3 separate regions of the Homo sapiens genome follow, and regions 2 and 3 are each linked to region 1. The links are chromatin loops, found by intact Hi-C in ENCODE. Cell type or tissue: heart right ventricle. All regions are shown on one strand. Each heading gives the region's core, and the rest is flanking DNA. Links, peaks and the distances in the headings are about the cores only.

The links. A loop is a pair of places that touch in the nucleus more often than their neighbours do. Peaks named below come from ENCODE experiments on the same cell type or tissue, not always from the same donor. Only the 100,000 strongest peaks of a DNase experiment are listed, where the experiment ranks them.
Region 2: a loop joins it to region 1, with 2.3 times the contacts of the local background. A loop is called at or near these places in 24 of 110 quality-filtered maps.
Region 3: a loop joins it to region 1, with 2.1 times the contacts of the local background. A loop is called at or near these places in 16 of 110 quality-filtered maps.

What each region holds. Positions count from the first base shown.
Region 1 is chr13:31,907,267-31,912,231 of GRCh38, forward strand. It overlaps the pseudogene EEF1DP3. Among named protein-coding and RNA genes, the nearest start is that of FRY-AS1, 120 kb to the right of the region's middle. In heart right ventricle, for the core only: CTCF peaks have their summits at 2,823 (motif pointing right) and 3,026; a DNase peak (open chromatin) is centred at 2,811; H3K27ac peaks cover 2,500 bases.
Region 2 is chr13:32,017,658-32,022,622 of GRCh38, forward strand. No RefSeq gene overlaps it. Among named protein-coding and RNA genes, the nearest start is that of FRY-AS1, 11 kb to the right of the region's middle. RefSeq lists a silencer at 2,134-2,233. In heart right ventricle, for the core only: a CTCF peak has its summit at 2,156 (motif pointing right); a DNase peak (open chromatin) is centred at 2,134; H3K27ac peaks cover 80 bases.
Region 3 is chr13:31,844,573-31,849,537 of GRCh38, forward strand. It overlaps LOC124903150 (a long non-coding RNA gene), which reads right to left and starts at 4,164. Exons shown (of 3, transcript XR_007063747.1): 1 at 4,084-4,164. LOC124900336 (a long non-coding RNA gene) reads left to right here and starts at 2,633. Exons shown (of 2, transcript XR_007063748.1): 1 at 2,633-4,965. It also overlaps the pseudogene EEF1DP3. RefSeq lists a silencer at 1,880-2,399 and enhancers at 2,248-2,749, 2,750-3,249. In heart right ventricle, for the core only: no CTCF peak of the experiment used is centred there; a DNase peak (open chromatin) is centred at 2,069; H3K4me3 peaks cover 2,248 bases; H3K27ac peaks cover 2,344 bases.

The sequences.
Region 1 (4,965 bases), core at 1,346-3,845:
TTGGACATCTTGGAGACACTGCAGGTTTAACCTGGCCAAAATAAAAGTTGATTCTCTATCACATACCTGTTCCTCCCCCAGGTTTCCCATTTCTGTAGGTAGCACCAACATCCAACATCCAGACAAAAAAACTAAGGCTTATTCTTGATTATTTTCTTATTTTCACACTCTGCATTCAGTCTGTCCTATCAAACCTGTCTCCCAAACAGATCCCAATCTATCTAATCCTTTCCATTTCCATTATCAACACTCCAGTCCTAATCACTGTTTGCTCTCGCCCTTGCCTATTGTAAGAGCCTCCCAGGTTTGTCTCCCTCCTCCTATTCTTGTCTCCCTTCAGTCACTTCTTCACACAGCAATGATCTTTTAAAATAATAATAATAATGTGTCACACTCTCCTCCCCGTTTATAATACCCCTATGGCCTCCTATCTCATTTGCAATGAAATCCAGACTCTGCCTGGTTTATGAAGCCCCTACATCATCTGGACCCTGTCTAGTTCTCCAATATCATTTTGCATCGCTCTTCCCTTTTTACACCCCAACCAAACAGTTTACTTTTTATTTTTGTAACACACCAAGCATGTTCCTACCATAGAGCCTTTGCATGTGTTGTTTCTGGGCTGGATGCTCTTAAACCTAATATGTGCGTGGCTAGATTCTTCTTAACATTCATGTCTCAGCCTCATTCTGTCCTCATAGACGTCTCCCTGACACCCAGCCTATTAGGTTGGTGCAAAAGTAATTGCAGGTTTGCCATTATTTTTGCACCAGCCTAATAAAACAGTGACTCTCTGTCATGTTACTATGCCTTAATTCTCTGTGATGTATTTGTTGTACTATTCGACATTTTCTTATGCATCTATTAATTTTTCCTTTTTAGTTTGTGTGTGCGTGCTCACACATAATCATATTATCAGCTTATGAGAGCAGGGGTCCTGTGGTCTTATTCACCACAATAACCTCAGTGCTTGGAACACTGCACGTAGTAGGTGCTCAAAAAACACATTTTGAACAAATGAATAAACCAATTTAAGCAGCAGGAAAATCTGTTAAATGGGAAATAAGCGACATTTTCTCTTTTATTTTATGGTGAGGTCTTGGCTGATTTAGCCAAATTTCTAAGGACTAACCGAGAAAATAAAACTGAAACACATCATTTGGCCGATTCGTTTCAGTGAAACTCCTTTCTTCTGAATTTGTGATCAAGCCCGCCATAAAGAAGAGACATGATGGCACTGTAAATCTGATAAATTTCTGATGAGATACATGGCAGTTTAATGCAACTTGGTGACATGACCCTTATGCTCTTACCACTGCTGGGTCCTCATTCATGCGATGAGACTGTAGCCCAAACTCTAAGTAGGTTCTGACAAAGATGGAAAGCTTGGAGTACTAAGAACTGCTCCAGTGATACTCCAGTTCTTTTCCCATTCTTTCCTCCTTTTTACTGATGCAAGATAAAATGGGAAGTACAGCAGGACAAGGAGTGCGATTCGTGCTCAGAGTAGCTGTATTATGGGTTCTCACCTGGCTGAAACTCCTATTTGCATGGGATTATCTGACTCTCAGCTAAGATACACTGTTTCCCTAAGGCAATTTCGGAGGCCAAGCCCAAAATTGACACATTTAGAGATTCAGGAGCAAATAACTTTGTATTTATTTGTCAGTGAAGCACTATTTATGGCATTTCAATCACGTGGCAATCTTAAGACTGTAATTATAGAGGTCTAAGAAGAATATAGAACATTTCTTCTGACTTATCCTTTTGAGATTTAGAATTGAAAATAGTTTGATCTCTTTTTTCAGCCCCTCAGAGATAACTTACATGACCTTTAGCCAATTCCCCATTCTTCCTTTCTCATTTCACAATTGCAAATGCTACTGGGTAGTTTTCCTCTGTTTTGAGCCCCACCCTTCCTGTTGCTAAGCAGATGAACTGGATTACATAAATTGTCAATTTCTCAGCTGTGACAATGAAAAAGACAGGACAACAGTAGCCAGAAATGAGGACAGCTGCTTCTAGCACTTGGGATTTGGGGTTAGATGATGAAGAGAGAATCAAAAGGAAATAGGTGAAGTTAGCATAAGTAAAAAGTTAGACACAATTCTATTACTTTAATACAAACTCTGTTAACATTTGGGTATATTTCTTTCAGAGATTGGTACTCATATTAGAGTGGAGTTATTTGGGTTTTTGTTTTTCCTTTATGCCTACTTATAATTTACATGCTCTTATCCTTTGTTTTATAATATTTACAAGTTGCAGTTATTATTTTAATATTTCAGGTTAAGTTGACTTTTCAATATGGAGTCAGTTTTAAGTGTGTGCGTTTTAAAGGGGCATATTTGCATTTCTGACCCACAAAGACTAACATCACTTGTGACAATTAATTTTCACTCATCTAAATTTTGCAATGTTTTTAAACCAAAACAGGTTTAATAATGATAGGTATCCACTAAACATCCAGCTTTTATCACATCACCTGTAGCTTCCCATGGAAATTTTCTACGAAGCAAACATTGGCTAGTATTACAGATATTTCCTTTTCAAGCCCTCATGTTTAATCAACTCCGCTTACCTGTGTGGCTTTAATAAGCGTAATGCCAACTCCAGCTCCCCAGAGTGAGGTAAACAGTATGTATGGGCATAATTAGCAAATCATTTGGTTGTAAGATGTTGTATGATTCACATATTTGGTTTTCTTTAATGAGGCATTCCTCTCCAGACACATTAGTCGTTTCCCAAAATGCTCCTTTGCAAATAGCTATAGAAACAGCAAATGATGAACTAAAAAAGGTGTGCTGCACGTGGGACACCAGAGGGCGCTAGAGTAATGTTATAATGTGCCTCTGCTTTTCTCTTAGCTTTGCTATTAAAAAATTAAAGCTTTTAAAATAATACACTACCTTGTCTTGAAGACATTTATTTGAAGTTATACGATATAGCTTTATGATTTGAGTCAAACATTTATTATTATTTATCATTACAGTCAGCATCTTCTCAAAAGCAGGTCTTTTATTCCCATGCTGAATTTTAGAAAAGAAATTCTAACAATAGTCCTCCTCTTAGACTTTTTTTTTTTAAGGAAAACACATTATTATTCTTAGATTGTGACTTTGTCCTCTCCCAAGAGACAGTCACGTGTGTTAAAATGTTTAGTAGTTCTAGTCTGCTAGAAATGAATAATAGAGGAAGTGAATTATTTCTAAACTTTTAGAACCACAGAATTTGGGCATTTGATCAGTATTTGTCTACTGTTGAATTTAAAATAAAACATATGAATGTATCAGGATAAAGTGGCAGTGCTGCAAAAATTTGAAGTGCTGAAAAAAGTTAGAAAATTAAATTGGCATTTATTAATAATAAGCAACCATTTTAGTGTAGCTAGAAGGTTTATTTTCTAGTGTTAAGCTGTCTTAAAAATCAGAGGTATTTTTGTTCAACATAATTTACTGAAAAGTGTGTATAGAATGCTTAATATGTATGTGCCTAAAATTGCTCTTAGTGACCAAATATTCACATGCTGGGTGTGGTGGCTCATGCCTGTAATCCCAGCACTTCAGGAGGTAAGAGGGTTCCTTGAGGCCAGGAATTCAAGAGCAGCCTAAGCAACATAACAGGACCCTGTCTCCACAAAAATTTTAAAAGCAGCCAGGTGTGGTGGTGTGTGCCTGTAGTCCTAGCTACTTGGGAGGCTAAGGCAGGAGGATTGCCTGAGTTCATGTGTTCAAGGCTATAGTGAGCAGTGATCGTGCCGCTAGACTCCAGCCTGGGTGACAGAGCGAGACCCTGTCTCAAAACAAAAAATCAAACCCCAAAACCACAAAAAATTCACAAGACAACTTACGTAATCTAAGATATAAATCACACATACCAGACATGAAATTTGCAAATGTGTATCAGATAAAATACTATGTGTTTAAAGGATGGGGATGCTATGTGACTGAAGGGTTAGGGGAGACTGGCGAAATGGAAGGAACTAGCTGAGCTTGAAGGATGGGGTAGGATCTAATTCAGCAGAAAACAAATTATAGCAGAATAACCATGGCCAGAAAGGGAGAGATGACACAAATGCATGTGCAGCAATATATCAAGCATCTGCTTTTCATCTTTCCACAGGGAGGTCCCATCTCGCATTGTAAAGGGCATTGTTTTTATGTTATTTCTTTGTCTTTCATGTTGTGGTGTGTATTGGTTTGGGTTTTCTGGTTGTTTTCTTTGTGTTCTTTTACCAGAAAACAAAAACAAAAACAGCCTTTCAGAGGGGAAATCATTCCTCATCCCCAATATGACCAGTATTTGTTCCAGCCTTTCCCAGCTCTGGTCCAGCCAGATGAGAGTGCTGCTGTAATGTCCAGTGCTATGGCTGGGCGGCCTCAGGGAGAGCGAGGGTTCAAGTCCTCAGCCTTCTCACAGCGCTGCATCCAGGTGGATGCCACAGATCTTTCGATGCTGTGCCCTGTACACTGGGAAATTGTCTGTTTCCCTCTAGGGACTGAGGTTCTCAAGGTAGAATCATGGCCTGATTCCACTTTGTAGTCCTAATGCTCAATGCACATTGGGAAGTCAGTAAATATTTCTTTTTTAATGTAATTATCTATTTATTAGTCCAAGATCAGTGTAAATGTATTGTAGAAAATTATAAAATACATATAAGAAAAATACTTTTTGAAAAACATTGTAATCCTACAACAGTTTATTGGTATTACCTTAGTGCCTATCCTTCCAAACACTTTCTGTCCACCTCTATGTTTATCTGTTTTGCTATGTATCTACCTATCTAGGTATTTTTAAACTGAGATTAGACTATACACACTTTTATAGCCAGTGTTTTCTCATTTAATAATCTCCACATTTCCATGTTAGTAAGTATTGATCTTAAATGATCATTCCTATCAACAAACTTGCTGCATAAAAATCCCCCTGGGGAATGCTTGCCAAAATGCAGATTCCTAGGGCCCA
Region 2 (4,965 bases), core at 1,002-3,501, 110 kb after region 1:
AGAGGAACTGAAGGCTGCGTATAAAGGCAGCTGTGTTGAGACATTAAGCGATGATTGGGAAGTCAGGAAGGTAGGCTAGGAATTTGTATTAGTCTATTCTCTCATTGCTGTAAAGAAATATCTGAGACTGGGTAATTTATAGAGAAAAGAAGTTTGACTCATGGTTCTGTGGGCTATACAGGAAGCATAGTGGCTTCTGCTTTTGGGGACCTCTCAGGAAGCTTCCAATCATGCCAGAAGGAAAAGGGGAGCAGGCACCTTAACATGGCAGGAGCAAGAGAGAGTGAGGGGGTAGGTGTTGCACACTTTTAAACCACCAGATCTCATGAGAACTCACCATCATGAGGACAGTACCAAGAGAGATGATGCTAAGCCTTTCATGAGATATCTACCCCATGATCCAATCACCTCCCACCAGGCTCCACCTTCAACAACGGGGATTACAATTCAACGTGAGATTTGCTGGGGACACAAATCCAAACCATATCAGAATTGGAAGGAAATGTGGGATAAGATAAGGGTTTTTGTTTTGTTTCTGTTTGCTTGTAAGACAAGAGGTATTGGCTATGTTTTCATAAAGGCAAGAAAGATTTTATAGAAAGGGAAAGGTTAAGATGCCAGAGACCCATAGGAGTGACAATCTTGGGCAGGAGGCAGAAACAGGGTCAGGAGAGGGGACAAAGGTGGCTTTGTGGATTTGATGGCAGAAAAATGGGACTTCCTATCCGGTGCCATGTAGGAGGCAGGGTCGTCCCTGAGAACGAGATGGGAGGAGGGAAGCAGGAAGGCTGTGGAGTGCACAGGGCAGAAATGACTGTTGCAGTGAGGGATGCTTGCTGGGCCCAGGAAGGCCTGGTGGGGAGGTCTGCTTCCCTGACCTGCCTGTGGGGTTTTCCACTCACCACCTCCCCGTTGACCCTGCCAGTGTTCTTAGAAGGGTGTAAGAATGTTGTTTTGATTTTGTTCCCGTGTTTTTCCAAAGTCAAATTGTACCACGTTATAGAATTTCCTACAAATCCTGAATATTCTGACGTGGGAGCAAGTGCTTTCTGCTCTGGTAATTTTACGCTATTTGATTTCAAATTAGTTTCGTGATTTGTTTCCTCCCATGTTTACCCTTTGAGTTGCTTATTCCCTTTGGCTTCATCATTTGAAAAACTCATGATTTGGTGTCCGTCTTTTCTGGTTTTTTTTTTTTGCAACCACGTCTCACAGTTTAGAGCCTTCCATTTCATTTTATGGAACATGTTGTAAAGTTGGAATCTTTCATGCAAGCCCACTTGCAAAAATATCCAAATATTTTTGCCTTATGTATTTCTTGGTATTCTCTCTTTCTCTCTCTCTCTGTATTTCTTGGTATTCTCTCTCTCTCTCTCTCTGTGTGTGTGTGTGTGTGTGTGTGTGTGTGTGTGTGTGTCTGTGTCTGTCTGTCTGTCTCTGTCACTTTCAGGTAGCATTCGTGGCAATAACGAGAATGTCTGCTGGACCCTTTACCTCTCTCTTCCCTCCCCTCTATATACCTGGTGCTCACCAGGTCCCTGCTGCTGTTTTGTCGCTTGACTTTGTATCATATTGAGTTTCTGTCCTGGGTTCTCTGCTTGTACTCTGTCTTCTCCTTTTCATAATCACTCCAGGTCCCTGCCACTTTTTTTCTGGACACCCAGAGTCTTTTTCTTTCTTCCAGTGACAGTCAGAAGTTGGGGGAGCCCCCTTGGATGCATATTGTTGGAGGTTCCTAAGTTCATACCAAGTATCTTTAGAAATCAGGAAGGATGAGGAACAGAACTAACATTTTATGAGCATCTACTGGTATTGGATGCATTTCTTATGCTACCTTATATTAACCTTTACCATAACCTTGTGGTAGGGAGTATTGTTTTGATTTCATAGACAGATAAGTCAATCCCAGAAAGATTCCATAACTTGAGAAATATATCAGGGCCAGGACTAAAACTGTCCTTGTTTCCTGCCTGAAGCTCAGGGTGACTGACGGTTATCATTGTCAATGTCTAGACACGAAATATTCATCCCAGTTAGGCATGGGCCTAGGTGTTACCTCAGATCTTGAACTCACGCTGTGATATGAAAGTGGTCTCCTAGCAGTCAGGCATCTTGAGTCCTGGAGTCCAGACAGAAGGTGCCTCTACCACTAGGTGGGGATGTAGCAGCACCACAAATGAGTACACTACAAATGGAAAGACCCTCTAGAACAAAGGCGTTCAAACTTAAAAAATAAGAATAATTTATTGCAGTGAAACAACATATAATTAACCATTTTAAGGTGACTCTTCTGTGACATTTTGTACATTCGTGGTGTTACACAACCACCACTTCTATCTAGTTCCAGCACATTTCCATCACTCCAAAGTAAAAACCCCTTCACCATTAAGCAGATTCTCCCAGTTCTTCACTCCCCGTAGCCCCTGGCAACAGCTGATCTGCATTCTGTCTCTATGGATTTACCTATTCTGGATATTTCTTATAAATAGAATCATACCATATGTGACCTTTTTGTATCCAGCCTTCTTCAATTAGCATAACATTTTGGGGGTTCATCCATGTTGTAGCATGTTCCCAAACTTCATTCCTTTTTACGGATTAATAATATTCCATTACATATATATGCCACCTTTCGTTTATTCATTGATCCATTGATAGACATTGAAGACTTTGAGCTATTACGCATAGTGCTGCTATGAACATGCATGTACATATACTTGTTTGATAACTTGTTTTCATTTCTTTGGGGCATGTGTACACAGTGAAATTACAGGGTCGTATGCTAATTCTATGTTTAACTCTTTGAGGAACCATCAGATTCTTTCCATAGTAGTTAAACCGTTTTGCATTCTCACTAGCAGAGTATGAAGATTTCAAACTTTTTAAAACCATGACTCGCAATATAAAGTACATTTTACATTGCAACCCAGTATTTAACCGTGTGTATGTATACATACAAATATAACAGAGGTTTCATGAAACAGTACTCAACCTGACTGTGAATGATGCCCTCTAATGTATTCCCTCCTATTCTATGTCATTAGGAAAGTGTCTTGGTTTGACCCACCAAATTAACTCCACAACTCAAAGTTAATTTGCTATCAGTTGAAGTCACAGATATTTTCATCATCACTACAGTTGCTTTAGGCATATTGAAATATTATTTATGATCATTCTTTTATTTAAAATTTCTTATAATTATTACGCCTCTGGATAATGTTATTTAAAGCACCATTTGAAGAAGCAGGTATATACGATACCACAATTTTGTGTTTTTTTAAATAGTTGAATAACTATGTTTCAAAATAATTGCTTTCTTTGTCACCCTGTGTCTTCCACATTTTATTCATGTAAACACATTATTCTGAGAAGGAACTCATGGGCTTCGCCAGACTGCCAAAAGGGCTCATGGCACAAAAATACTTAGGAACATGCTAGACTACACTGTCCAATAAGGGAGCCATTAGCCACTTGTAGCTATTGTGTACAATATTGTGTACAATGGCTGCAAGATGGATGTGGCTAGTCCAAATGCAGATGTGCTGTCAAATACCCACTGGATTCCAACTATTTGGTACAAAAAATATTAAATGTCTCACTAATATTTTTTATATTCATTAATTATTGAAATGATTTTTGGCATATTGGGTTAAACAAAACAGATTATTAAAATTAATTTCACCTGCTTGTTGGTTATTTTAATGTAGCTACTTAAAAATTGAACACTGCGTGTGTGGTTCGCATTGCATTTCTGTTGGACATCACTGGCTTAGCACCAGATCGGAGTTCCAATCTTGTTGTTATCACAGGACCAGTAGTAATCACTGTTACTGTTACTGTCATTACTCTGCTGCGGGACCTACCCTGATAAATTTCAGTTTCCTCCTCTGGAAGTGTAGATATAAAGCCAAAGGAGAGCATATTGCTGTGCTTATTCTGTATTCAGCCTTTTTCCTAATACATTTCTCACTATTGGAATTGTCTAGTCATCTCATCTTTCATCCAGAAGTCTGGTGAAGGCCCATGTCCATGTCCCTTCCCTTATGCTTCTGCTACCCCTTGTTGTAATGAACACAAAATATAAATTATATATGGGAAAATCATATACCAAGGTAAGGATATAAGAATTCATAGACAAATAAATATTTAAAAATAATTTTAAAGGATAAGAAAAAGGGGAAACTCCCTTGAGGAGCAAAGAAGGTGGAAAATAAGGCTTGTGGTAGGGTGGAGTAGTAATTTGACCACAGTTGCCACCCATCCTGTATTTATCCAAAGGCCAGAGTGGCATTTGGATAAGACTCAGGCAAACCACCAGCACATTCCTGGAGTTGATGAATGGCCACTTAAACAGCAGGACACCCCTGGCATGTCCCTAAACCCAAAACTAAAAGTCCAGCAGGCTATTACAATGAGGGAAGGTGCCAGCATGTGTCTTTAAGGGCGATGGGCTGAGCAGGGACCACTCACCCTCTTATTTGTCTGATTCTTACACTGATGGGAGCCCTGAGAATCTAACATTAGCATCCTGGGAATACAAAGCCCTTTCATCTACATAATCTCCTTTAAGATCATGAAACAACCTTATGTAAAGGGCAGAATCATGTGTACCTTATAAATGAGAAAGAAATAGGTCAAACACATAAGTGGATCACTGAGGCCATTACTGGGTGGAGCAGGGTTTATCTGACCATGAGCTTGAGTTTCTCCACAGCTAACACTGAGGGTCAGAATCATGACCCTCCACTTCTGTTTCCTTGGGCTTCTCAGAGTGATCTCACCCCTGTGGACGGTCTGCAAAGATCATTACTCTTGACCTCACTTCTGCCTCCTAAGCTGAGCCGTGCAGTTGGAGTCGCTCTTCCCACTAGCCTGCTAAGCTGCTGCCTTCCATCATTCAGACAGTTTCTGACAGCCCCACCCTCCTACACAAAGCCCTGCCTGTCTGGTCAAAGGAGGGTGGTG
Region 3 (4,965 bases), core at 1,002-3,501, 63 kb before region 1:
AATGTTTCTAGCTCCCAATCAAAACACAGAAAGACTCCAAGTGAAAAAACAGGTTTCACTTGCTACTGCTTAGAGAGCTTTTTTAGCTCAAGAGTTCTTTGCACTTATAAGGAAGCTTTACAACTCAAAAGGTTGACAATATTGAGAATATAGGATCCAAGGTCAGTAGATGGAGTTTCATCCAACCTCCGTCTCTTAGAAGACATACAGCCTTGAGCACAACCCCTTCACCTCTCTGAGCTTCAAAGGAGGCAATGCACAAAAACCGTTTATACATACCACAAAGGTAGAAACAAAAGTCAGTTGGTGTTACCATTGTTTGCTTATATGATGATGACTGAGACCATTAACCAAAATCACACACTACACCAGGGATAGAAATGACCCAGAAGGAATAGAAAATTTACTTCCTAATTAGCCTGTGCCTCTTTAACTGAGCTCTAGTCCACAGTTCTACTCTGTCCTGTAACTGTCCAGCTTCACTTCCTGTCACACCTCTCACACTCAGCCACTTTGGCCACTGCTGAAACATTACACATCCTTCAGCCCCTTTATGATTGTCTTAGCACCTTAAACCTGCACTTCGTTTACCTCCCTAGAGTGACACCTTATTATATTATAAACTGTCCCCTCAATAGACTGGGAACTCCTTGATGACAGAGATCATGCATTATTTATCTTTGTACCCATGTCAGAGTAATTTGATAAACATGGATGTGGATTGTTGAATGAATGGATGGATGCTAGTACATAAGTCAGAATTTCTGCCCACAAAGAAAGAATTGTGACATACTCCAAATATGTGTTTATGTGGATTTCCCCACAGCACCATCACTCTGGATACTTTTTTTTTTGAAACAGTGTCTCTCTCTGTCACCCAGGCTGCAGTGCAGTGGCACCATCATAGCTCACTGCAGCCTCAGCCACCCGGGCTCAAGTGTTAATACAGTTATATTTTATTTTATTGTCACGATGGAGTCTTGCTCTGTCACCCAGGCTGGAGTGCAGTGGCACAATCTCGGCTCACTGCAACCATCGCCTTCTGGGTTCAAGCAATTCTCCTGCCTCAGCCACACGACTAGCTGGAATTACAGGCACGCACCACCATGCCCGGCTAATTTTTGTATTTTTAGTAGAGACGGGGTTTCAGCATGTTGGCCAGGCTGGTCTCGAACTCCTGACCTCGTGATCCACTTGCCTCTGCCTCCCAAAGTGCTGGGATTACAGGCGTGAGCCCCGTGCCCGGCCAATACATTTTTAAACATCAGAATTATTGAGATACTGTTCACATTCCATAAAGTTCAGCCCTTTAAAATGTACAATTCAGTGGTTTTTAGAATATTCAGAGCTGTGCATCCATTCCCACTATCAAATTGCAGAACATTCTCATCACCCTAAGAGAGTCCCATCCATTAGCAATCACTCCCCAGCCCTCCCACCCCAACAACCACTAATCTACTTTCTATCTCTATATTTTTAATTGATTGTTTGCTATACAGTATACATAGCATTACATATGAGAATGCAACTCTTCTCTGGACAGAAAAGAAATAAACGCTGAGGCAGCTTTGATTTAGCATTGAAATACAGAATCAATCTGTAACCAGCTCTATGACCTTGGACAAGTTGTTTAACTGGATTTAGTTTCTTCATAAGATAAAGAAGTCTAGAGGTGTGTAAGGACACCTTCAGGTTAAAAAACAAGCAAAAACAAAAAAGCCTTGGTGACAATTCCAGTGCTTCACCCTAGACAGCCTTTCCTGGGCTTCCGTGAGAAACGAATTTATACAAATAAGATTTCACACCACAGCTGCCGCGGCCACTGCCCTCCCCGCGCAGAGCTCTAGAGATGTTTTCTCTTTTTCTTTTCTTTCTGGCCGTCTATTTATCTCTGGGCTGGCAAGGAGAGGGAGAACTGCAGCGCCCAGGAGCGGAGGCCGAGCGCGCCGGTGCCCGCAGGAAGCCTCGCCCAGCGCGGACCGCACCCTCCCGCGACGCCCCTGGAGAAGCCGCCAGTCTCTGGGCCGCCAGCAGCGCGCGCCCCCGGCGTGGGAGGAGCGCGGCGAGCAGGGGCGGGGCCAGTGACTCCCGCAGCCAATCGGGGTGGCGGCGCGTCCTTGGAGGGTCCGCAGCTCGCCCGGCGCGCACGGGGCGGGGCTCCGCTTGACCGTGGCGGTCGCCGGGCAGCAGAGCCCGGGCGCAGCGAGCGCAGCGCAGCGCAGGGAGCGCAGGCGGTGGCGGCACCAGGTTCCCGGGGCTCCAGCGCTCGGCGCAGCGAAGTAGCCTCCGGCGGTGGCAACTACGGCGGCGGCGCCGGGGCGATGCTGTGGGTCTCGTTGGGCGCCGGTGTCCTGGCCTCTTCCTCAGGTACCCAGCCCCGCTTGCCCCTCGCCCCGGGGAACCGCAGCGCCCGGGAGGTAGCTTTGTGAGGCTGTGGGCTCGCTGCCGGGGAGTGGGTGGGTGGGGCCGGGCGGGGCTGTGCGGTCTGGGCCGCCTTCCCTCGGAGGAAGAGGGTGGGGACCGAGGGAAGCGGGCGGGGGTGGGAGCGCTGTCTCCGGGCCGCCGCTGATGGCATCCCAGGGCTCCGTCCTCCTCCTGCCTCCATGTGGGTTGAAAGAGGTTTTGTTCCAGGAGAAAGTTTGATGCCTAGACTTGAGGAGCCAAATTCGGGGGTCCCTGAGGTCCGCGCCTTTAAAGAGGCAGCCCGCCCTGCCGTGTGAGCCCGTGCCCTGCGTGTGGGCACGTGGGAACCCGTACCTGAGCAGCATTCCTGACACGGGACCTTCCTTGAGAAAATTCCCCTGTGGAAGAATCCCCCTTGGGGAGGGGGCTTTGTGGAGATGGCACCCAGAGCCCGCCCAGTGTGGGTTTTGCTTGAAAACAGTGCAGCAGGTAGTCAATGCCCCCTTGTTATCTTCCCGTAGAATGGACTCGACCAAGATCTATGATCTAAGAGCTTCAAAAATTAAATCTACCTTGCCATCTAATTAAACATCCCCAAACACTAGTGTGTTCAAGGTGCCAATAATTACTCTGTCGATTCTTTAATATTTTCTTATTGCCCATACTTTCAGTTGGCTTTTGCAGTTTTGGAAAGGGTGCTGTGGAGCATACCAAAGTGGGTAGAAGTTATGGCTCACCTCTCAGGGTGATAGCCCAGTGCAAAAAAATACAGAACACATGCCTGTCCACTCGAAGATAGGAGAAGGTTTCAGCCTTCAAAGCAAGATAGATTAGGTGGGGGTTATTTGCTTTACAAAACTTCCTCCAGTGCAGAGAAGTGATGCTTAGAGTTAAAACTGAGTTTTACACAAGTTTGTAGGAACACATCTATCATAAAGCGGCTCAGGGTAGAGGTAGTGACAGGTAGAGGTAGATATCGCATAGTCTTGCCATTAAGCAAATCTAAAAAAATGCATGTTAAATTCTGCATCATTCTCACTGATCACACGTGGATGCTCACATTTACATTTTTCCTTTCTTATCAAGATGTATTCCTACCATAAGACAACTTCATAATTCCCTCAAAACGCCTTAGCCAAGGCCATTTTGTGGTCCATATAATTTACCCCATGCTAAAAAACGTATCTGTAAAAACATTTACATTTAAGGGAATTTCCCTAGTGGTGACACAGTAGTGTCCATACATTGAGCACATTTTATTCACCAGACACATTACTAGGTGTGGACGTATATTAATACTTTAATTCTTGCAATCACTCTAAGGAGGTATTATTATTAGTTTCCCTGTTTTTGAATTTAAAGAGTTCAGGTAATTTTGCCAAGATTATTGGGCAAGTAAGTGATAGAGGCAGGATTTGAACCTGGATCTGTTTGACTCCCTGCCCATGCTCTATACTGTCTCCCAGTTCTTCTTGAGAGTTGCCCTTATTGTAATGCAGTGGCAACATATGCTATCTCTACTGGCCTGGTGCATCAGACCCCTTTACAGAGTGTTTTCTCCCACTGGGAACCCCCACTGTGTACATGTATACTGAAAGGCAACACTGGCGGTCTCCAGACTCTCCCCATCCCATCCCCAGCCTATAAATCAGATGGAAATATCCAAACATGTAAACCCACCTCATTCTTTCAGATAAGTCGGCCCCAGAAGACAGGTAACCAAGTGTTTCCCGTACTGGCACTTAAAGAGCAGTCTCTATCTTCTCAACCATCCAAGTCTATTTTAGCTCTGCATATGGAAGTACACTCCATCAGTTGGCAACAACACATCCCCTGCAGCGTTCACACTGGCACACTCGTTCTCTTGTACCAACTGTCAGAGAATTTCTGACCCGGGCCAGGCTACCTAAAAGGAAAGACTGAAATGAAGTCGCTGGGGAAAATAGTATTAGTTCCAGGGAATCCCTGAATTCTCCATGCAGGGCCCTAGGAACAGAAAGCAGGCCTTCTGCATAGTGGGAAATACCACGTATAAGGTGCAGTCTATTTTCAACACTATTGAAATACGTGTTCACCATATAAAACTACACCTGTTGTCTTGGTGATGGATGTAGCCACACGCCTATTCCTAATTTGATACTCACTTCTATGTTAAAGTAGTTGTTGCTTGGCTGAATGGTATCAAAAACTGATGTCACAATTGTGACAGTTTTGAAGCTGTGCCTAAAAAATTATTATAATCTACATCCATTGTTTTATAATTTCTCTTCCCTAGAGTTGTGTGTGTGTGTACGTGTGTGTGTTCTCTTCCTTGGTATGATTTTTAACTGTCTCTGCTTCTAAAATAATTTGCAGTAGTAAGCTTTAAAAAAAGTTCATTTTTGAGCTGTGACCATATGCTGCCTGGAAACGTATCCTTATAGTTGGCATTTTACTCATGTTACTCTCGTGCTAAGAATCTCAAAGTCCCATATGCATGCTTTGAGATTTCAAATGGACCCTCCTGTCTAAGTATTTCACTCCATTCTTGGTAGCAGTAGTAAGGTTTGAGTTTCGAATACA